Regions from separate parts of the Homo sapiens genome. Here region 1 is linked to region 2. The links are chromatin loops, found by intact Hi-C in ENCODE. Cell type or tissue: sigmoid colon. All regions are shown on one strand. Links, peaks and the distances in the headings refer to the core of each region. The heading gives the core; the rest is flanking DNA. Region 1 overlaps LOC105371814 (a long non-coding RNA gene). Region 2 overlaps LINC02086 (long intergenic non-protein coding RNA 2086).

What was found. A loop is a pair of places that touch in the nucleus more often than their neighbours do. Peaks named below come from ENCODE experiments on the same cell type or tissue, not always from the same donor. Only the 100,000 strongest peaks of a DNase experiment are listed, where the experiment ranks them.
Region 1: it touches region 2 in a loop (8-fold over the local background); 95 of 110 quality-filtered maps call a loop at or near these places.

The regions. Positions count from the first base shown.
Region 1 is chr17:48,880,853-48,888,852 of GRCh38, reverse strand. The region is part of intron 2 of LOC105371814 (a long non-coding RNA gene); the gene reads left to right. It overlaps LOC124900395 (small nucleolar RNA SNORA68), which reads right to left; the gene lies at 7,886-8,000. Among named protein-coding and RNA genes, the nearest start is that of ATP5MC1, 7.9 kb to the left of the region's middle. In sigmoid colon, for the core only: a CTCF peak has its summit at 3,991 (motif pointing right); no DNase peak of the experiment used is centred there.
Region 2 is chr17:48,659,078-48,674,840 of GRCh38, reverse strand. The region is part of intron 3 of LINC02086 (long intergenic non-protein coding RNA 2086); the gene reads right to left. Among named protein-coding and RNA genes, the nearest start is that of LINC03057, 20 kb to the right of the region's middle. In sigmoid colon, for the core only: a CTCF peak has its summit at 3,035 (motif pointing left); a DNase peak (open chromatin) is centred at 3,000; H3K4me3 peaks cover 617 bases; H3K27ac peaks cover 254 bases; H3K27me3 peaks cover 1,633 bases.

The sequences.
Region 1 (8,000 bases), core at 1-8,000, 210 kb before region 2:
CGCCCGCCACCACGCCCGGCTAATTTTTTTTGTATTTTTAGTAGAGACGGGGTTTCACCGTGTTAGCCAGGATGGTCTTGATCTCCTGACCTCGTGATCTGCCCGCCTCGGCCTCCCAAAGAGCTGGTGTTACAGGCTTGAGCCACTGCACCCGGCCTCTCTTTTTTGTTTGAGATGGAGTTTTGCTCTTGTTGCCAGGCTGGAGTGCAATGGCGCAATCTCGGCTCACTGCAACCTCCGCCTCCTGGGTTCAAGCAGTTCGCCTACCTCAGCCTCCCAAGTAGCTGGTATTACAGGTGCCTGCCACCACGCCTGCCTAATTTTTTTTTTTTTTTTTTTTGAGACAGAGTCTTGCTCTGTCACTAGGCTGGAGTGCAGTGGCGCAGTCTCAGTTCCCTGCAACCTCCACCTCCTGGGTTCAAGCGATTCTCCTGCCTCAGCTTCCCCAGTAGCTGGGATTACAGGCACCCACTACCACGCCCAGCTAATTTATAGATAGATAGATAGATAGATAGATAGATAGATAGATAGATAGATAGGTAGATAGATAAATAATTTTTTTTTGAGACGGAGTCTTGCTCTGTTGCCCAGGCTAGAGTGCAGTGGCGCGATCTCGGCTCACTGCAAGCTCCACCTCCTGGGTTCACGCCATTCTCCTGCCTCAGCCTCCCGAGTAGCTGGGACTACAGGCGCCTGCCACCATGTCCAGCTAATTTTTTTTTTTTTTTGTATTTTTAGTAGAGATGGGTTTCACCGTGTTGGCCAGGATGGTCTTGATCTCCTGACCTCGTGATCCACACGCCTCGGCCTCCCAAAGTGCTGGGATTACAGGCGTGAGCCACCGTGCCCAGCCTGCATTCCATTTTTTCAACAACTTAGACCTTCAGTCTATGGTTCTCAGTCATTATCTTTGCACTAACTTCCAAGTTCCTTCTCCCTCTCTTCTGATTTAAAAAATTAAAAAATGTGAGGCCAGCACAATGACTCACACCTGTAATCCCAGTACTTTGGGAGGCCTAGGTGGGAGGATTGCTTGAGGTTAGGAGTTTGAGACCAGCCTGGGTAACATAGTGAGACCCCATCTCTACAAAAAATTAGTGGGGCGTGGTGGTACAGGCCTGCAGTCCCAGCTATTTGGTAGGCTGAGGTGGGTGGATTGCTTGAGCCCAGGAGTTTGACGGTGCAGTGAACTATGATTTTGCCATTGCACTGAAGCCTGGACAACAGAGCGAGACCCTGTCTTTAAAAAAAAGTCAAATGGGCTGGGCGTGGTGGCTCACGCCTGTAATCCCAGCACTTTGGGAGGCCAAGGCAGGTGGATCATGAGGTCAGGAGTTTGAGACCAACCTTGCCAACATAGTGAAACTCTGTCTCTACTAAAAATATTTAAAAATTAGCCGGGCGTGGTGGCAGGCACCTGTAATCCTAGCTACCCGGGAGACTGAGGCAGGAGAATTGCTTGAACCCGGGAGGCAGAGGTTGCAGTGAGCTGAGATTGTGTCACTGCACACCAGCCCTAGTGACAGTGCAAAACTCCGTCTCAAAAAAAAAAACAGTCAAATGGTACAGCCTTTTTTTTTTTTTTTTTTTTGAGACAGGATTTTGCTCCTTCAACCAGGCAGGAGTGCAGTGGCACAATCATGGGTCACTGCAGCCTTGACCTTCCAGGCTCAGGCATTCCTCCCACCTCAGCCTCCTGAGTAACTGGGACCACAGGCATACACCATCACACCCAGTTTGTTAATTTTTTGGTAGAGACTGAGTCTCACTATCTTGCCCAGGCTGGTCTCACTACTCCTAGGATCAAGCAATTCTCCTGCCTTGGCCTCCCAAAGTGCTGAAATTATAGGTGTGAGCTACTGCACCCAGCCCAATCTATTTCTTTTATTTTCTTTCTTTCTTTTTCTTTTTTCTTTTCTTTTCTTTCTTTTTTTTGAGATGGAGTCTCACTCTGTTGCCAGGCTAGTGTGCAAGGGTGCGATCTCTGCTCACTGCAACCTCTGCCTCCTGGGTTCAAGCGATTCTCCTGCCTCAGCCTCCCGAGTAGCTGGAACTACAGGCATGCGCCACCATGCCCAGCTAATTTTTGTATTTTTAGTAGAGACGGGGTTTCACCATGTTGGCCAGTATGGTCTTCATCTCTTGACCTCGTGATCCGCCTGCCTCAGCCTCCCAAAGTGCTGGGATTACAGGCATGAGCCACCGCTCCCGGCCAGCCCAATCTATTTCTTTTCTTTCTTTCTTTTTTTTTTTTTTTGAGATGGAGTCTTGCTCTGTCGCCCAGGCTGGAGTGCAATGGTGCAACCTCAGCTCACTGCAACCTCCACCTCCCGGGTTCAAGCAATTCCAGTTCTGCTGCCTCAGCCTCCCGAGTAGCTGGGATTACAGGTGTCTGCCACCATGCCTGGCTAATTTTCGTATTTTTAGTAGAGATGGGGTTTCACCATCTTGGCCAGGCTGGTCTTGAACTCCTGACCTCGTGATCCACCTGCCTTGGCCTCCCAAAGTGCTGGGATTACAGGCATGAGCCACCGCGCCTGGCCTCCCAATTTATTTCTATAATCAGTTTTGCACCTGCCAGCATTTTAGTGACCAAGACATGTTAATCTAATTTTATTGGTTCATTGAATTTTTCGAACACAAAATATTCCTAAATATACACACATATGTAGTATCAATTTTAAGGTATATTTCCTTATATATTACTGACCATTACAATTTCCCAATTTTAATTGATTGGCAATACCTACTATTAATCACTACTCATATGCAATAGTGGGAGGAAAAAAAAAGAGACATTCACAATAGCTACCATTAAGAAAAGGGACACCTCCAAGGAAGCACCATACTTGGCCATTGGTCCAGGAGCTGTGTTGTGTCTTGCTGGACAAGGCTGTACAGGTAGATGATAGAAGCAGCCAATGACAGAACCAACAAAGTTCACAAGCCTCGTTTTTATGTAACTCACTTCCTGGACAGTGAGTTCTTTGGTCCCTATGGTCTACCTGTTTGGAAGACTTCCCTTGTATAACAAGCATCCTTCAGGAATGCTCCAAAGACAAGCAATGAGTAGGGTTTCCTGTTGGGAACTGTGCAGTTTGAGCCATCCACTTCCTACGATTGCGGGAATCTTTTGTATGTCTGTCTGGGGTTGTCTTCCTGCAACATTGGCTTTAAAAAAATCTCAGGCCTCGGTTGGCCAGCACTATGTATTGTTTCTTCCTGGTGCTACAATTCCTAAAACACCTGATGGCTTGAGCATTTCATTTAGCGGGAGTCACTGCTAAAAAACTCAAACCAGGAAGCTTGTCTTCTTTGAGAATTTCCAGGCCTGGTAAGGATTCAGAGCAAGGCTTGCTTGGGGGGGTTCTTTTCTTTCTTTCTTTTTTTTTTAGAGACGGGGTTTTGCCATGTTGGTCTCGAACTAACTCCTGGCCTCAAGAGATCCATGGGCCTCGGCCTCCCAAGGTGCCAGGATTACAGGCCACTGCGCCTGGCCCGGGGTGGGGGGTGCTTTCATCCATCCCAGTTCCTCTCCAGTTAAGGGCCTTAGCCCCAGGGTATGGATGGTGAATAATGGGGGTGGAGGTGTCTCATGGGAGCCTTTCTCCCCTAATCCACTTTTTTGTTTATTTGTTTTGAGACGGGAGTGTCTCACTCTGTCACCCAGGCTGGAGTGCAGTGACTGGATCTTGGCTCACTGCAACCTCCGCCTCCTGGGTCCAAGTGATTCTCCTGCCTCAGCCTCCCGAGTAGCTGAGATTACAGGCGTGCACCACAACGCCTGGCTGATTTTTATATTTTTAGTAGAGACGGGGTTTCACCATGTTGGCCGGGCTGGTCTCGAACTCCTGACCTCAAGTGATCCGCCCGCCTCGGCTTCCCAAAGTACCGCACCGGGCCTCTAATCCATTTTGGAAGGTTAGTCTTACATGGTTGTTGCATTCCACAACTATCGGTAGATTATCTTTAAAAAGGGAAGCAATTTCACATTTGTCCAGCAGAGGGAGCTCAGTGGGAGCTACTTTGGAGAGACCCGAGGTTTGGGTTTTTCTTTTCTTTTTCTTTTCTTTTCTTTTTTTTTTTTGAGATGGAGTTTCGCTCTGGTTTCCCAGGCTGGAATGCAGTGGCGCAATCTCAGCTCACCGCAACCTCTGCCTCCCAGGTTCAAGCGATTCTCCTGCCTCAGCCTCCCTAGGAGCTGGGACTACAGGCCCGCCACGCCCAGCTAATTTTGTATTTTTAGTAGAGACGGGGTTTCTCCATGTTGGTCAGGCTGGTCTCGAACTCCCAACATCAGGTGATCCTCCCGCCTCAGCCTGCCAAAGTGCCGGGATTACAGGCGTGAGCCACCGCTCCCAGCACCTAGTTTCTTTCATGTCTTGCTCAAATCTTGCCTTTTCGGTGAGACCTGCCTGATCTCCCTATTTAAGATTGCAATTGTCTCTTCCCTAGTCTCTATGAACTTCTTACCCATATCATTATTTGTTATGTTTACTACTGTATTTTTCATCTTTATTCTTTCTATAATTTAAGCTCCTTGAGGGCAGGGATCTTTGCCTGTTTTGTTCACTGTGCTTAGGATAGTACCTGGCATGGAGTAGGTGCTCGATTAGTAAATTATTGAATTAATGAATCAATACCCTTATTCCAACAGCTAAGATCTGGCCAGATGCAGTAGTTCACGCCTTTAATCCTACCACTTCGGGAGGCCAAAGCATGAGGATCACTTGATCTCAGGATTTTGAGACCATATTGGGCAACATAGCAAGACCTCATCTCTACTTAAAAAAAAAAAAAAAAAGCCGGGCCTCAGGAGGCTGAGGTGGGAGGATCGCTTGAGCCCAGGAGATCAAGGCTGCAGTGAGCTATTATCGTGCCACTGCACTCCGGCCTGAGCAGCTGAGTGAGACCCTGTCTGAAAACAAAAACAAAGAAAATATCTTGCAGTTTTCTTTCTCTTTTTTTTGAGATGGAGTCTCACTCTGTCACCCAGGCTGGAGTGCAGTGGCATGATCTCAGCTCACTGCAACCTCCGCCTCCCTGGTTCAAGCGATTCTTCTGTCTCAGCCTCGAGTAGCTGGGATTACAGGCACCCACCACCACGCCCGGCTAATTTTTGTATTTTTAGTAGAGACAGGGTTTCACCATGTTGGCCAGGCTGGTCTCGAACTTCTGACCTCAGGTGATCCGCCTGCCTCGGCCTCCCAAAGTGCTGGGATTACAGGGGTGAGCCCATGCGCCTGGTCAAGGGTTACTTCTTTTCTTCCCCCAAGAGTGTGACTTTCCAGAGCACCTCTGTTAGTTTGATTGCCTTACCAAGAACCATGTTTTCTTCTTCTTAATCACTCACCGGTTTGGGCCCGGTGTTCCTCCTCTGCGATGTTCTGTGTGTCAGCAACTCACACAGAGGCAGAGCCTGAAGCGAGTGCTGGCCATTCCGTTTCCTTGCTACTGACTGGTTAGTAAGCGTCATGTATCTTAGGCTGGGTTCACTAGAGCATAGCCTGAAACCGGGATGCTTGTGCAAGTGATTGATGGACAGACTGTTCTCCGGAGCAGGACATAAGGGAAGCGGGGGAAACGGGGAAAGGGGAAGTAAGGATCTGATCTCATTTGGAGATCAGATGCAGCCTGAGCCCATGGGGAGCTCCAGAGCATGAAATACTCCCCTCATGGAGCAAGGGGACAAGCTTTTGCCCTCTTGGAGGAAGATAGTGCCAATTCTGATACGTTTATTTTCTTCTGTTTTTTTTTTTTTATTTTTTATTTTTTTAGAGTTGGGGTCTTTCTCTATTGCCCAGGCTAGAGTGCAGTGGTGCAATCATAGCTCACTGCAGCCTGGAACTCCTGGCCTCAAGCGATCCTCCCACTTTGGCCTCTCAAAGTGTTGGGACTACAGGCGTAAGCCACTGCGCCTGGTCTATTTTGCACTCCCACCAGCCAACTATGAGAATACCTATTTCCCACACAGCCTTGCCACAGAGTGTATGGTTGAGCCTTTGAATTTCTGCCAATGTGATTAATGTAAAATAGTCTCATAGTGTGGTTTTAACTTGCATTTCTCTTCTAAGTGAAGTTCAGCATATTTTCACATATGTAAAGGCCATTTGTAGCCCTTTTTTGTGTGAGTAAACCATCACCTAATGCCTTTTGCCCACTTTTCTAACAGGAAAGGATTATTTTTAAAAAACATGCTGCATTAATTAAAGGTACATGGTAATCTGCTATAACAAAGAGGCACCAGAATCCAGGGGCTTAGGTAAGATAGATCCGAAAGAAGATCATTTATTTTTCATGTAGCAGTAAGAGGTGAGCAGCCCGGGGTTTTCAGAGTGACTCTGCCATCCTCAACATGTGGCTTCCATCTCTGTGGCTAAGGTGGCTACACCAGGTGTTACCACTTCTCAATCAGCAGGAAGGAGAAAAATGAAGAGCAAGCAACTTTCTTCCTTCTAAGCATGGGATCTAGAAGTTGCACAGCTCCCTACTGCTCACCTTCCATTGGCCAGAACTTAGTTTCATGGCCACAACTAGTTGCAAGGAGGGCTATTAAATCCAGTCTTTGGCTGGGCCACCATGTATCCTACAAAAGCTTAAGGATGGGCTTTCCATTACTCTTTTTTTTTTTTTTTTTTTTTTTGAGATGGAGTCTCACTCTCTGTCGCCCAGGCTGGAGTGCAATGGCGCGATCTCTGGTCACTGCAACCTCCGCCTCCCGGGTTCAAGCGATTATCCTGCCTCAGCCTCCTGAATAGCTGGGATTACAGGCATGTGCCACCACACCCAGCTAATTTTTGTATTTTTAGTAGAGATGGGGTTTCACCATGTTGGCCAGGCTGGTCTCGAACTCCTGACCTCAGGTGATCTGCCTGCCTCGGCCTTCCAAAGAGCTTGGATTACAGGCATGAGCCACTGTACCCAGCATTTTTTTTTTTTTTTAAAGACAGGGTCTCTCTCTGTTGTTGCCCAGGCTGGAGTGTAATGGCATAATCATAGTTTACTGCAGCCCCAAAGCCCTGGGCTCAAGTGGTCCTCCTGCCTTGGCCTCCCAAAGTGCTGGGATTACAGGCGTGAGTCACCTCACCCAGCCAGTGCATCATTAAGTGACTTTCTCAAGGTCTCGCAGCCAGTTGATGGTGAAGACAGGATTCCTGTCCAGGAAGGAAACTCGAGTGAAGCAGGAATTGTTAGGGAGATAGGAGAGCCACAGGTGTTCTGGAAGCTCTCCTGGCTCCTCTTAGCATGCTCTGCTCCCTTGTCTCACCTGTACTCCCACCTGAAAGTTCCCCACCCACCCTGGCCTCATCATCTCAGCACTAATGTCTTCAGCTGAGACCACCTGAGAGGCAGGTACTGTGTCTCAGTGTCTGAGATCCTGGTCCTGGATATGCCTGATTCTCTGAATGGCTGGGTCAGGCCTCCCTCTTGTTTGGCACAGAGTTCTGGTCAGAGCATCACGTCCTGTTTTGTTTGGTTTGGTGTTCTTGAGGAGTTTATTTGGTCACACCCAGGGTGAGAGGGCCCTTCACCTGTAAGATGTCGGGCCTCTTGGTGGTGACACGTGGCTTGTTGCTGGCCACAGAGGACCCAGTGAGGCAGCAGGAACTCAACCTTGGAGTCATGGAGCTGTGTGACTGCTGGCCAGTTGCACTTGCTGGCTGCAGTCTCCTCCACCTTCATGATCTGGATGAAGTGGGCCCAGGTGCGGTGCTGGGTGCCCGCGTCTCGGTCTGCAGAAAACGGGAGAGGGCAGGGTGACTGCAATCACTGGGATCTGGGCATTTGACAAACCTCATATCAAGTACCTGGCACATTCTGTCAGGCACAGCAATTGCTTGGGAGCTCCCACTTGGGATTAACTGGGGGACTGGGTGACCATGAGTGGCGTAGAACCTCCAAAGTCACTTTGAGGGGCCCAACCACAGCCCCTCAAAGGCGACAAGATCTTCCTGTTTGTTCCTCTGTTTAAACCACTGCTGCAAGAAAAAGAGTCTTAA
Region 2 (15,763 bases), core at 1-8,000:
TATATAATGTTCTCAATTATTTTGGGTATATAGCTAGCAGTGGAATTTCTAGGTCTTACGGTAACTCTATATTGAACTTTTTGAAGACCTCCCAAACCATTTTCCACAGAGGCTGCACCTATTTATATTCCCACTAGTGATTTATGAGGGTTCCAATTTGTCTACATCCTTGCTAATACTAGTTATTGTCTTTTAAACTATAGCCATGCTAGTGGGTTTGAAAGTTTTGATTTGCATTTCCCTAATGGTTAATGATACTGAGTATCTTTTTTTTTTTTTTTTTTTTGATATGGAGTTTTGCTCTTGTTGCCCAGGCTGGAGTGTAGTGGTGCGATCTTGGCTCATTGCAACCTCCACCATCCAGGTTCAAGCAGTTCTCTTGCCTCAGCCTCCTGAGTAGCTGGGATTACAGACATCTGCCACCACACCTGGCTAATTTTTGTATTTTTAGTGGAGGCGAGGTGCCACCATGTTGGCCAGGCTGGTCTCAAACTCTTGACCTCAGGTGATCCACCTGCCTTGGCCTCCCAAAGTGCTAGGATTATAGGCATGAGCCACCATGCCTGGCTGATGCTGACTATCTTTTCATGTGCTTCTTGGCATTTGTATATCTTCTTTGGAGAAATGCTTATTCCAGTCATTTGCCCAAATTTAAATTGGGTTATTTGTCTTTTTATTATTAAATTACAAGAGTTCTTATAGGCTGGATGAGGTGGCTCACTCTAATCCCAACACTTTGGATGGCAGAGGTGGGAGTATCGCTTGAGGCCAAGAGTTCAAGACCATCCTGGGCAACATAGTGAGAGCTCGTCTATAAAAAAAATTTTTTTTAGTTATCCAGGCATGGTGGTGCACACCTACAGTCCCAGCTACTCGGGAGACTGAGGTGACAGGATTGCTTGAGCCCACGAGGTGGAAGCTGCAGTGAGCTATGATGATGCCACTGCACTTTAGGCTGGATGACAGAGCAAGACTCTGTCTCAACAACAACAGAAAAACAGCTCTTCTATCTTCTGGATACAAGATCCTTTCCAGATCTATGATTTGCAAAAATTTTCTCCCATTCCGTGATTTATCTTTTAACTTTGATAGGGCCTTGACACTCAAATTTTTAATTTTGATGAAGTCTAATTGATTTATTTTTTCTTCAGTTGATTGTGCTTTTGGTGTTGTATGTAAGAAACCATTGCTTAATCCAAGGTCATAGAGGTTTACACCTATGTTTTTTCTAAGAGTTTTATAGTTTTAGTTCTTATCTTTAGGTCTTTGATTCGTTTTGAGTTAATTTTTGTAGACAATAAAAGATAGGAGTCCAAATTCATTCTTTTGCATGTGGCTATCCAGATGTCCCAGCACTATTTGTGGGGAAAAAAACTTATTTCCTTATTTAATTGTCTTGATACCTTGACCGTAAACATACAGGTTTATTTCTGGACTCTCAATTCTATTCCATTGATGTACATGTTGATCCTTATGCCAGTACCACATTGTTTTCATTACTGTAGCTTTTGAACTTGGAAAGTGTAAGTTCTCCAACTTTTTTTTTTTTTTTTTTTTGAGACAAGGTCTTGCTCTTTTGCCTAGGCTGGAGTGCAGTGGTGCTATCTTGGCTCACTGCAGCCTCAACCTCCCTGGGCTCAGGTGATCCTCCCACCTCAGCCTCCTGAGTAGCTGGGACCACAGGCGAGCACCACCACACCAGGCTAATTTTTGTATTTTTTTCGTAGAAACTTTTTTTTTTGTAGAAATTTTTTGTATTTTTACCATGTTGCCCAGGCTGGTATTGAACTCTTGGGCTCAAGCAATCCACACGCCTTGGCCTCCCAAAATGCTGGGATTACAAGCATGAGCCACCGCACTGGGCCAAGTTCTCCAACTTTGTTCTTTTTCAAGATTGTTGTGGCTGGATAATATCAACTTTAACATTAACCTTTTTTTCATGCCAGGTGATGAGTACATGGGTGTTTGTTGTATCATTCTCTTCACTTTTCAGTACTAACAATGTATTAATAGAAAGGATGACATCTAGGTGTATAGCAATTAAATGACTTAAATGAGTTAATAAATGTAAAACACAGAAAACTATCTGGCCCCCTCCATACTGTTAGTTGCTGTTGTTGTTATTCTTTTAAGTGAAAATTTTTAAAAGCATCTTTTGCTGCTAGACTATCTGGGTTCAAATACTGGTCCTGTCACTCCCTAATGGTGTGATCTTGGGCCAGTTATCAAACCTTACCAAGTTCTAATCTGTAGAATGTGGATAATAGCCTTAGTCTCAGAGAGTTGTTGTGGGGATTAAATGAGATAAAGACACAATTAAATCAGATAATGGAGATCATAGGAGATGCTTGAACCCAGTAGGTGCTAACCTATTATTTGCCTTCCTACAAGTCTGCAGGGAGCGATCAACTTAGTGAAAAGCCTAGAAATCATTCCACAGGAAGGACATGAAAAAAATGGAGCATGAAGCTGTTTTTAAATATCCAAAAGCCGGATGTGGAAGATCTTTTCTGTGTACCCCAGAGAGTGCCAGGGCTCCTGAATTTCAGGAAGCCATTCTGGCCAATCCTCCCCAGCCCCCACTCTTCTGGGAGCGCCCTTAATGGTCTGTGGTCATCGTGCCAGCACTTGCCAATTTGTAATTATAATTATTTAGGTCTCAGACGCCTCCATCGGTTGGTCCCATTCCATAAATATTTACAAAGCGCTCACTGTCTGCCAGACACTATGTGTGCTAGACCCTGGGGCTCATGGGTGAATGAGACACTGCTGGAATCCTCCAAGTCACAGTCCGGCAGAACGCCAATTGGTGAAAGTTTGAAGGAGCCACATTTCTGCTCCATATAGCCTCTTGCAGTCTCCTCCTACTTCCGTAAAAAGCCTTTAGTTTCAGAACCAAGGCAGCAGCCAGTTCTCCCCAGTAAATTACCAGACCCAAAGAGAGAGTTTCAGAACCGGCAGTCGAAGCGCTTCCTGGCAGAGGTCCCGGGCCTGGAAACACTCGGCTTTCTGAGCGAGGAGCACCCTCTAGTGTCTGTCCACGGTAAGGCGGGTCCAACGTAAAACCTTTCAAAGATCCCTATTTATTGCAAAGAATTTCTTTCCTTATTTGAGCGCTGCTCATGGCTAAGCTGCTTTCAGGTCTCCGCTGTAAGACAACAACATTGACAGTTTAAAAAATAATAAATAGGTCGGGCGCGGTGGCTCACGCCTGTAATCCCAGCACTGTGGGAGGCCGAGGCGGGCGGATCACGAGGTCAGGAGATCGAGACCAACCTGGCTAACACGGTGAAACCCCATCTCTACTAAAAATACAAAAAATTAGCCGGGAGTGGTGGCAGGCGCCTGTAGTCCCAGCTACTCGGGAGGCTGAGTCAGGAGAATGGCGTGAACCAGGGAGGCGGAGCTTGCAGTGAGCCACTGCACTCCAGCCTGGGCGACAGAGCAAGACTCCGTCACTAAATACATAGTTAAATAAATAAATAAATAAATAAATAAATAAATAAATAAAAATAGTTGCCAACATCTTTTGAGCACTTACTATGTGCCAGGCCTTGTGTTAATTTGTCTTACATGGCTTACCCAGAGGCAGTTACTATTAAGATGATGATGTCCCAGATATTGATAAAGAAACTGAGGCAGGTGGGGCAGCCAGCTCAAGCGGTCAGACTCCATAACCATGCGCTTAATTTTTTGGTTTACTGTCAAAGAGAAGCAACAACCATGGGCAATACCAAGATAGTTCTAGTCAAATTTCTCCTGATTATTTGGGAGAACTGTAATTTAACTAAATCCAGCAGATTTATGTCAAAATATCAAATATGGAATGATGATGAGCCTTTCTCATGTTCATACTGAAGGGAATAGAAAGAAAAAAATCTAGACTAGGGTTTTCAAACTGTGGGTTGAACTTATTGATGAGTTGGATAAACAATTTAGTGGATTTTTACTAGCACTATAGAAATTGAAATAGCCGGGCGAGGTGGCTCATGTCTGCAATCCCGGTACTTTGGGAGGAGGCCAAGGTGGGCAGATTGCTTGAGCTCAAGAGCTCAAGACCAGCCTGGGCAACATGGCGAAACCCCATCCCTACAAAAACAACAACAACAAAAAATTAGCTGGGCATGGTGGTGTGTGCCTGTAGTCCCAGCTACTTGGGGGGCAGAGGTGGAAGGACTGCTTGAGCCCAGGAAGTTGAGGCTTCAGTAAGCCGTGTTTGCACCAGTGCACTCCAGCTTGGGTGAAAGAGAATGACCATGAAAAAAAAGAAAAAGAAAAAGAAAGAAACAGAGAGAGAAAGAAGAAGGAAAGAAAGAAAGAAAAAGAAGAAAGAAAGAAACTGAAATACACTCATGTGCCATTTAACAAGAGGGAAACATTCTGAGAAATGCATTGCTAGGCGACTTTATCATTGTGATAACATCAGAGTATACTTACACAAACCTAGATGGTATAACCCACTAGACACCTAAGTTATATGGTGTAGCCTGTCGCTCCTAGGCTACAGACTCATCCAGCATGATGAGTACTGTATACTGAATGCTGTAGGCAACTGTAACACAGTGGTGTTTGTGTATCTAAACATAGAAATGGTACAGTGAAAATACGGTATTATAATCTTTTTTATCTTTAAGATGGAGTTTTGCTCTTGTTGCCCAGCCTGGAGTGCAATGGCAGGGTCTAGGCTCACTGCAACTTCCGCCTCCCGGGTTCAAGTGATTCTCTTGCCTCAGCCTCCCGAGTAGCTGGGATGACAGGCGCACGCTACCAAGCCCAGCTAATTTTTGTATTTTTAGTAGAGACAGGGTTTCTCCACGTTGACCAGGCTGGTCTTGAACTCCTGACCTCAGGTTATCCGCCTGCCTAGGCCTCCCAAAGTGCTGGGATTACAGGCGTGAGCCACTGTGCCTGGCCTGGTATTATAATCTTATAGGATGACTACCATATATGTGGTTCATTGTTGACCCAAACATTGTTATGTATCACATGACAGCATAACAAATCAGGACTATATGAGCATGCATAACGAGGCAGTACATATTCTCCTGCCCCACCCGCCTCTCTCTGTCTCTCTTCACGCACACATGATGCATGATATATATTTAAGTGACTCAAATCTTCCATCCAGAAACCTTTCGGGAGGGTTCCACCTGGCAGCCCACTCCTATCCTGAGGTTACTGACTGCTTTAGGCAGTTTGAGCTGCCATAGCAAAAGCACCCTAGACTGGGCAGCTTAAACCACAAACACTTCTCAGAGTTCTAGAGGCTGAGAAGGACAAGGTGAAGGCGCTGGCAGATTTGGTGTCTGGTGAAGCCTGCTTCCTGGGTCGTAGATGGTCATCTTCTCAGTATCCTCACATGGCAGATGGGTGAGGGAGCCCTCTGGAGTCTCTTTTATGAAGGCTCTAATCCCATTCATGAAGGCTCATGACCTAATTACCTCTCAAAGGCCTCACCTCCAAATACCATCACATTGGAGATTCTATTTCAACATATACATTTTGGAGAGAGATAAATGTTCGGTCTACAACATTGATGAAGCACTATATCGCTTGCATCTTGTCTTTCAGCCAGGGCAAGAACAAGCTTTCCCACCCAGCACAGTGCTGTGGAAGTGTGGATGCTTTGCTGATTGGGTTGGAGGCATGCTGAGCCCCTGTCCTGTCACTCTCCTGTGCCCCAGCAGCTCCCCAGTTGCTCCACTGATCCACCATCATTTCTCCATAATTCTGTATGCACTAGTTCTCCACACATATATGAGCCTTTACTTATCGTTTAATATCCACTTGACCAGGTGAAATTATCATGATGAATGTGAAATATTCATAAAATGATAAAAAAAGTGATTATGTGCTTTTTTCTGTGGTGAGGTTCTGTAGCTTAGGTAAGATTCTCAAAGGAGTCTGTGACCCCCAAAGTATTAAGAATTAACCACTACAGGCCGGGCGCAGTGGCTCGCACCTGTAATCCCAGCACTTTGGGAGGCCAAGGCAGGCAGATCACAAGGTCAGGAGATCGAGACCATCATGGCTATCACAGTGAAACCCCGTCTCTACCAAAAATACAAAAAAAATTAGCTGGGCATGGTGGCGGGCGCCTATAGTCCCAGCTGCTGGGGAAGCTGAGGCAGGAGAATGGTGAACCCGGGAGGCGGAACTTGCAGTGAGCCGAGATCGTGCCACTGCACTCCAGCCTGGGCGACAGAGTGAGACTCTGTCTCAAAAAAAAAAAAAAAAAAAAAAAAGAATTAACCACTCCATTTGTCTGGAAGCCCCACAGGGCCAGGATCTATTTCTCTTATTCATCTGTTATTTCTCTGTCATGTGTTTCGAGCTGACAAACACAGTAGATACTCGAACACCGCTAGTCCCTAAACACTTCTGCCGTCACAACCTTTATTCAAGTCACTATTTGTCCACCTTGACTACAACAGCAGCTTCCTAAATGGTCTCTATTTCTGCCGTTGCCCCCTAGAAACCATTATTCATACAGCAATGTGATCTTTAAAATCAGATCATGTCACTCTCTTGCTTAAAACCTTTCAGTGACCTCCCGTTACACTTGGAATAAAATCCAAACTTCTCACTCTGACATCCCAGGCCCGGCATCATCTGGGTTCTACCTGGCTCTCCAATCTCATCCTACACCACTCTCCTCTCTTCCTCTGCTCTGGTCACATCTAGCCTGCTTCCTCTTCCTCCAATGTCCCAAGCTCTTTCTTCCCTGGCTTGGTAAAAGATTCTTGGGAAAACCTTCCAGAGACGAAATCATCTTCAAACCAATTAAATATACACTTAAGTAGGTGAAGCCTGTGAATTTTAAATATAAAGCTAGATACATCTAGGCTGGGCGCGGTGGCTCATGCCTGTAATCCTAGTACTTTGGGAGGCCAAGACAGGTGGATTACTTAAGGTCAGAAGTTCAAAACCAGCCTGGCCAACATGGTGAAACCCTGTCCCTACTAAAAATATGAAAAATTAGCCGGGTATGGTGGTGCCCGCCTGTAATCCCAGTTACTCGGGAGGCTAAGGCAGGAGAATTGCTTGAACTCAGGAGGCGGAGGTTGCAGTAGCCAAGATCATGCCACTGCACTCCAGCCTGGGCAACAGAGCTAGACTCTGTCTCAAAAAATATATATATAGTAATAATAAAGCTAGATATATCTGAAAGTTTGAATTATAGAGCCATTTCAGTACTTCATTTGAAATGTTAAGTACATGGTTGGATTTTAGCCATGTATTTTATTTTATTTATTTATTTATTTATTTATTTTGAGACAGAGTCTCACTCTGCTGCCCAGGCTAGAGTGCAGTGGTGCGATCTCGGCTCACTGCAAGCTCCACTTCCTAGGTTCAAGTGATTCTTGTGCCTCAGCCTCCGGAGTAGCTAGGACTACAGGTGCACACCACCATGCCTGGCTCATTTTTGTATTTTTAGTAGAGACGGGGTTTCACCATGTTGCCCAGACTGGTCTGGAACTCCTGGCCTCAAGCAATCCACCTGCCTTGGCCTCCCAAAGTGTTAGGATTACAGGCGTGAGCTACTGCACCTGGCCTAGCCATGTATTTTAAAGGGATCACTGTGGGACTTCCACTTCTGCACATGAAGGATAAACTGTTGTAGAGATGGCTTCCCCCACCACACACACCCAAAATTAGTAAATTAAACAAAATATATGAAACAACTGTTTTCACACATTAGACAGCAGGCAATGCAAGACTAAGATCTCTGAGAAAAGAAAAATAAGTTCAGCCTCACCAGAGCCCCAGCTTACTACGTGGAGACAGTGAAGAGAGTGCTACATGGAGTACCCAAACAGAGCCCCGTGGTCTCACTGAGTTTAGGAGACAGGGTTTAGAGTTCAAGGACATGAAGACAGCTAGAATTTGTGGGAGAGAGTGCTGGAGAAGCAAGAGCTGCATGGGGAGAGACAGAGAGAAAGCGACAAAGCCTCATAGACCATTAGAGATTCCCTCAAGTCTTTGGGGACTGATCTACACAGGTGTGGGGTGAAATTCCAGAAGGTTGGAAAAAGTAAAACCAGAAAGCAGGAGGCCGAACAAGTGTTGGAGTTTACACAGGGCTAGGCATAGTTTGTGTTTCCATCAACCAGAGTAAAGAGACCTCATAACACACAGGTATTGGGTAGAGTCTTCAGAAGGATAGAGACTTAGTGGGGCTAAATTATTAATATCTCTGGAGTAGAGGCCAACCTGGGCTTTTCCTAACAAAACTTAATAGCAAGACTTAAAAGAAGAAAACAAATCACAAGTAACTAATTATATGCCAGGACAAAGTTCAGCACTCTGTTTTTTTGTTTGAGTGTTTGTTTTTTCTGTTTTGTTTTGTTTTGAAACAGAGTCTCACTCTGTCGCCCAAGTTGGAGTGCAGTGGCATGATCTCGGCTCACTGCAACCTCTGCTTCCCAAGTAGCTGGGACCACAGACATGAGCCACCATGCCCAGCTAATTTTTGTATTTTTCTCTAGTACTCTTTAAAAGAATATAACAATGTCTTGCACCCAACAACCCAAAATACACAATATTCAGCATCCAATAAAAAATTGCCAGGTAGTCAAATAAATAGGAAAAAATTACCCATAACCAGTAGATAACTAAAGCAATAGAAACAGACCACAATATTCAGAGATGATGAAATTAGTAGGTGAGGACCTTAAAATAGCCATTATAAATCTCATAAATTATGCCCAAGGATATAAAGAAAAACATAAATATGATGAAGAGAGAAAAGAAATATATTTTTAAAGGACCCAAAATGGAACTTCAAGAGATGAAAAGTTTATGATCTAAAAATGAAAGATGCACAGGAGGAATTAACAGCAGATTATACACTGCAGAAGCACTGCATAAGAAAAGATTGGTGAACTTGAAAATATAGCAATAAAAACTATTGAAAATAAAGCACAGAAAATCCACAAAAATAACAGAGCACCAATGTCTTATAAGATAATATCAAAACCAAGACACATCATAATCAAATTATTGAAAAGGTTGGCTGGGCGTGTGGCTCATGCCTGTAATCCCAGCATTTTGGGAGGCCGAAGTAGGTGGATCACTTGAGAACAGGAATTCAAGAGCAGAGCAGCCCGGCCAACATAGCAAAACCTTGTCTCTACTAAAAATACAAAAAGTAGTCAGGCGTAGTGGTGCACGCCTGCAGTCCCAGCTACTGGGGAGGCTGAGGCAGGAGAATTGCTTGAACCTGGGAGGCGGAGGTTGAAGTGAGCTAAGATTGCACCACTGCACTGCACTCCAGCTTGGGCAACAGAGTGAGACTCTGTCTAAAAAAAATAAGTAAGTAAAAATAAATAAAATAGGCTGGGCATGGTAGCCCATGCCTCTAATTTCAGCACTGTAGGAGGCCGAGGCAGGCGGATTACATCAGGTCAGGAGTTTGAGACCAGCCTGGCCAACATGGCAAAACCCCATCTCCATTAAAAATACAAAAATTAGGCTGGGTGAGGTGGCTCACGCCTGTAATGCCAGCACTTTGGGAGGCTGAGGTGGGTGGATCATTTGAGGTCAGGAGTTCGAGACCAGCTTGGCCAACATAGTGAAACCCCTTCTCTACTAAAAATACACAGATTAGCCGGGCGTGGTGGCGCAGGTGCCTATAATCCCACCTACTCGGGAAGCTAAGGCTGGAGAATCGCTTGAACCGTGGAGGTTGCAGTGAGCTGAGATTGCACCATTGCACTCCAATCTGGGTGACAAGAATGAAACTCTGTCTAAAAAAAAAATACAAAAATTACCCAAGCATGGTGGCACATGCCTGTAATCCCAGCTACTCGGGAGGCTGAGACAGGAAAATTGCTTGAACTCAGGAGGTGGAGGTTGCAGTGAGCCAAGATCACACCACTGCACTCCAGCCTGGGCAACAGAATGAGATTCCATCTAAAAATAAATAAATAAATAAATAAATAAATAAATAGAAAAATTAATAAGGAAAATCTTAGAGTACCTAGAGAAAAATGAACACATTACCTAGAAGGGCAAAGAAGACAAATACAGTGGACTTCTTGTCACAAACTATGTACACCGGAAGATAATGGAATAACATCTTTAAAGTACTAAAATAAAAACTATTAACTTAAAATTTTTTCCATCTTTAAACTATGAACATGAGACACCTATTAGCATCCTGTACCTCATAATGTCATGAACTGAGACAGGTAAACATCACTTCTGTGGTTTTCATGCCAAAATGTATGCTTACGTTTAGTCATGAGAGACATGAAACTCAAATTGAGACGAGTTTTACAAAATAATTGACCAGTGTAATAAATTAGTTGATTCCATGATGTTCAACTGCTGAGTTTTCAAGCCCCCACCCCCACTCCTCCTTTCCCTTTTATCCAAAACCTGGGCAAGCCAATAATAAAGGCAGAAGCTGGGCGTGGTGGCTCACGCCTATAATCCCAGCACTTTGGGAGGCCAAGGTTGACGGATCACTTGAGGCCTGGAGTTTGAGACCAGCTTGGCCAACATGGCAAAACCCTATCTCTACTGAAAATACAAAATTAGCTGGGCATGGTGGCGCATGCCAGTAATCCCAGCAACTTGGGAGGCTGAGGCACGAGAATTGCTTGAATTTGGGAGGCAGAGGTTGCAATGAACCGAGATTGCACCACTGCACTCCAGCCTGGGCAGCAGGGTGAGACTCTGTCTCCAAAATAATAATAATGATAAGAATAATAATGCCAGGGTACTCTCCTCCCTTAATGCCAGGGTACTCTCCTCCCTTGCACCAGTAGGGAAATTCAAACCACAAAACCCTGGCCTGTGCATCAGAACTCTCACCCCAGCTTTACTCCCTAACAGTAAAACCCAGGGCCACTTGCATCTCCTTGTTCTCAAGCTGTTTTTAGGCCTTCTTAAGAGCCTGCCCTGTTCTGCACAGAAAACCTCATTACACGAGTAATAAGCTTTTTCAAACCCTCTGTATGTGTGTATGTGGCATCACCAATCTTGATGTCTAAACCAAATCTGGGGTAGAGATTTGATCCCTTCCTCTGTGGGGCAATCACAAGACAACTGGCACAGGGAACAGCGTACCTTAGATGATAGCCACCCACCATCAGGGGTCTCTCTCCTCTCACTTTGGCTTGCTATTGATTCTGCTGCCTATTGGCAAGCTTACACTTCGAGCTGTGCTGCTTTGTTCCACATTTGCTGAGGACTACTAAATCTCTGTTACAGATGTAACTGACCTGAATTGAAAGTTTCTATAATTGGCATTTTGAGACAGAAATATGAAATTGAGGATGTCCTTAAAGTGGCCCTAAAATGTGAGCCCCGTCTGGACCTATCTGTGCATCTTAGATTGAATTGTATGTCTTGATTCTGGCATAAACCATCGCCGATCCTAGGCTCAAGGGCATGACACTTATTATTTTGTGACTGTTGGTTGTATGTCCCAACCAGGCATTAGCCTATGTTCTATAGAGTGTGCAGGAGAAAGGCTGATACTCTGTGCAACATACAGGGCCATCTGGTGGTTGCTCCGGTGAGGAAGCGCAGTCACCAGGATTAAAGATAAAAACACTCAATAGCACTCCATGCCATGAACCCTTATAAAAACTAGGCCAGAATGCCTTACTCCATCTCTCTTAAAGGGTCAGAGGACACCACCATCACCCTACCAGATAACTATAAAACAGACCCAGAAAGAAGCTGGGTTTGATTAAGTGCTGCACCTTATCAAACTGTCAAGGGATTCATTCAAATCCAACTCAAGGCTGGGTGCAGTGGTTCATGCCTGTAATCTTAATGCTTTGGGAGGCTGAGGTGGGAGAATTGCTGGAGTCTAGGAGTTCAAGATCAGCCTGGGAAACATAGTAAGACCTCGTCTAGGCCGGGCATGGTGGCTCATGCCTGTAATCCCAGCACTTTGGGAGGCCGAGGCGGGCGGATCACGAGGTCAAGAGATTGAGACCATGCTGGCCAACATGGTGAAACCTCATCTCTACTAAAAACATAAAAATTAGCTGAGTGTGGTGGTGCGTGCCTGTAGTCCCAGCTACTCGAGAGGCTGAGGCAGGAGAATCGCTTGAACCTGGGAGATGGAGGTTGCAGTGAGCTGAGATTGCGCCACTGTACTCCAGCCTGGCAACAGAGCGTGACTCTGTCAAAAAAACAAACAAACAAATAAAACCTCATCTATACAAAAAATTTTAAAATTAGCCAGGTATGGTGACATGTACCTGTAGTCCCAGCTACTTGGGGGGCTGAGGTGAGAAGATTGCTGGAGTTTGAGGCTGCAGTGAGCCATGATTGTGCCACTGCACTCCAGCCTGGGTGACAGAGTAAGACCTTGTCATTAAAAAAATCCAGGGGTTGGGTGCAGTAGTCATGCCTGTACCTGTAATCCCAACACTTGGGGGGCTGAGGTGGGCAGATCACTTGAGGTCAGCAGTTTGAGACCAGCCTGGCCAACATGGCAAAACCCCATCTCTACCAAAAATACAAAAATTAGCCAGAGGTGGGGGCGTGTAGTCCCAGCTACTGGGGAGGCTGAGGCGTGAGAATCACTTGAACCTAGTAGCAGAGGTTGGACTGAGCTGGGATTGTGCCTCTGCACTCCAGCCTGGGCAACAGAGTAAGACCCTGTCTCAAAAAAAAAAAAAAAAATCCACTAGCCTGGGCACCACAGCAAAACCCCATCTCTACAAAAAATGCAAAAATCAGCTGGGTGTGGTGTTGGGTGCCTATAGTCCCAGCTACTCTGGAGGATGAGGTGGTAGGATCACTTGAGCTGATGAGTTTGAGGCTGCAGTGAGCCAACATCACACCATTGCACTCCAACCTGGGAGACAGAGCGAGACTGCCAAAAAATAAAAAATAAAAAATAAATAAAAATCCAACTTAAGTCTACAGTCCCTAAATCAAATAAAATAACAATTGCCATGAAAGTGGCTGCCATAAGGCCAGGTGCAGTGGCTCACGCCTTGTAATCTCAGCACTTTGGGAGTCCAAGGCAGGCAGATCACGAGGTCAGGAGATCTAGATAATCCTGGCTAACACAGTGAAACCCCGTCTCTACTAAAAGTAAAAAAAATTGGCCTGGCATCGTAGCGGGCCCCTGTAGTCCCACCTACTCGGGAGGCTGAGGCAGGAGAATGGCGTGAACCCGGGAGGCGGAGCTTGCAGTAAGCTGAGATCGCACCACTGCACTCCAGCCTGGGCTACAGAGCGAGACTCCGTCTCAAAAAAAAAAAAAAAAGAAAAAAAAAAGAAAATGGCTGTCATGAAAGTGGCCCCTAACCCTGAGGGTACTGATTTGGGACTCTCCAGAAGAAGAAACGTAAATATGAGCAGAGAAGAGAAGCTCCCTCCCCCTGAAGTACATCCAGTAACTCCCCCCAGACACACACACACACACACACACACACACAACTTAACAGAGGTTCATGATTTAACCCAGTTGCAAATCTTAAATTTACTCTAAAAACTATACAATAAAAAGATATTTAAAGAAGGAAGGGAGGGTCTTGTTGGCTTTTGCACTTGTACAACATAAGTTCTAAATTAACTTTAGGCCAGGCGTGGTGGCTCATGCCTATAATCCCAACACTTTGGGAGGCCAAGGCAGGTGGATTACCTGAGGTCAGGAGTTCGAGACCAGCCTGGCCAATATGGTGAAACTCCATCTCTACTAAAAAATACAAAACTAGGCTGGGCGCGGTGGCTCATGCCTGTAATAAAAGCTCTTTGGGATGCCGAGGCAGGCAGATCACGAGGTCAGGAGATCGAGACCAGCCTGGATAACACACAAAAAAATTAGCCAGGTGTGGTGGCACGCGCCTGTAGTCCCAGCTACTCTGGAGGCTGAGGCAGGAGAATCGCTTGAACCCAGGAGGCAGATGTTGCAGTGAGCCGAGATCATGGCACTGCACTCCAGCCTGGGCGACAGAGCGAGACTCTGTCTCAAAAAAAAAAAAAAAAAAAAAAAAAAAAAGAAAAGAAGAAGAAGAACTATTGATTTGCCTAAATTCCCCATATTCATAGTGCCTGTTGCCCTAAAATATTCCACAATGGACATGTACTCTGGCCTAGTGAGTACTAAACAAAAACAAAATTAAGTTTTTGGCAATTACAACTGGCTTAACAAAATGAGAACCTGAGCCTTTATCATAACCTATTAAAACTGTTCACACAGATAAAACTAGGTATCCTGAGAGTGACTCTGTATAAAAAATAAATAAATAAAATGTACTAGGACCTTTTCGAGACAGGGTCTCACTCTGTGGCCCAGGCTGGAGTGCAGTGGTGCAATCTCAGCTCACTGCAGCTTCCCCTTCCCAGGTTCAGGTGATCCTGCCACCTCAGCCTCCCTAGTAGCTAGGACTACAGGCACACGCCACTTGTTTCGGCTAATTTTTGTATTTTTGTTTGTAGAGATGGGTTTTTTCCCATGTTTTCCAGGCTGGTCTCAAACTCCTGGACTCATGCAATCCACATGCCTCAGCCTCCCAAAGTGCTAGGATTACAGATGTGAGCCACCGCACCTAGCCATAAGCTCAAAACCCATTATATAAGACCTATTTAGAGAAGGGTGATTGTCCCCAGTTTTTCTCCACTCCAAATTGTCCTGGTCTTAAACCTAGAATGAATGAAGGATGCCTGATGGTGGATTACCACAATCATAATGCTGCAGTTCCACTTAAGAGTTCCTGGCACTCCTGAAACCCTTGAAATCTTTAGGCTAATATGTGTCTTTTGCATGCTAATGAAATGATTAGCTGGGAGTGCTAGATAGCTTCAAGATGGGGGCTGATGATCAGAAAGACCAAGGCATTAAAAGTTTGGAACTTTCAGGCTCATCTCAGACCTATGGGGCGGGGAGAGGGCTGGAGATTGAATCAGTCACCAATGGCCAATAATTTAATCAATCATGCCTAGGTAATTAAACCTCCATAAGTCCCTTCTACCCTACAGGGTTCTGTAAACACGTGGAGGTCCCGGGAGAGTGAAGCACTCAGGGCATGGAAACTCTGGGGGTACCCTCCTCCACCCCCGCTCAATACCCTTCCCTGGGCATCTCTTCCATCTGGCTGTTCCTGAATTGCATCCTTTATAATAAGCCAGTAAATGTAAGTAAAGTATTTTCCCGAGTTCTGTGAGCTATTCCAGTAAATTATGGAAACTGAGGAGGGGGTCATGAGAACACCCGATTTTTAACTGGCCAGTCAGAAGTACAGGAGGCCTGGGACTTGTGACTGGTCTCTAAAGATGGGGCAATCTCGTGGGAACTGATGTGAACTCCAGGTAGATAGTGTCAGAATGAAACTGAATTGCTGGACACCCAGTTGGTTTTCAGAGAGTTGGAGAATTGGTTGGTGTATTAGGTCGTTTTCAGGCTGCTGATAAAGATATACCCGAGACTGGGAAGAAAAGAGGTATAATGGACTTACAATTCCAAATGGCTGGGGAGGCCTCACGATCATGGCAGAAGGCAAGGAGGAACAAATCACATCTTACATGGATGGCAGCAGGCAAGAGAAAGAGAGCTTGTGCAGGGAAACTCCCGTTTTTAAAACCATCAGATCTTGTGAGACTTATCCACTATCATGAGAATAGCACAGGAAAGACCCACCCTCATGTTTCAATTACTTCCCACTGGGTTCCTCCCACGACATGTAGGAATTGTGGGAGTTACAATTCAAGATGAGATTTGGGTGGGAACACAGTCAAACCATATCAGTTGGTATAGGGGAAAAAACCCATACATTTAGTGTCAGAA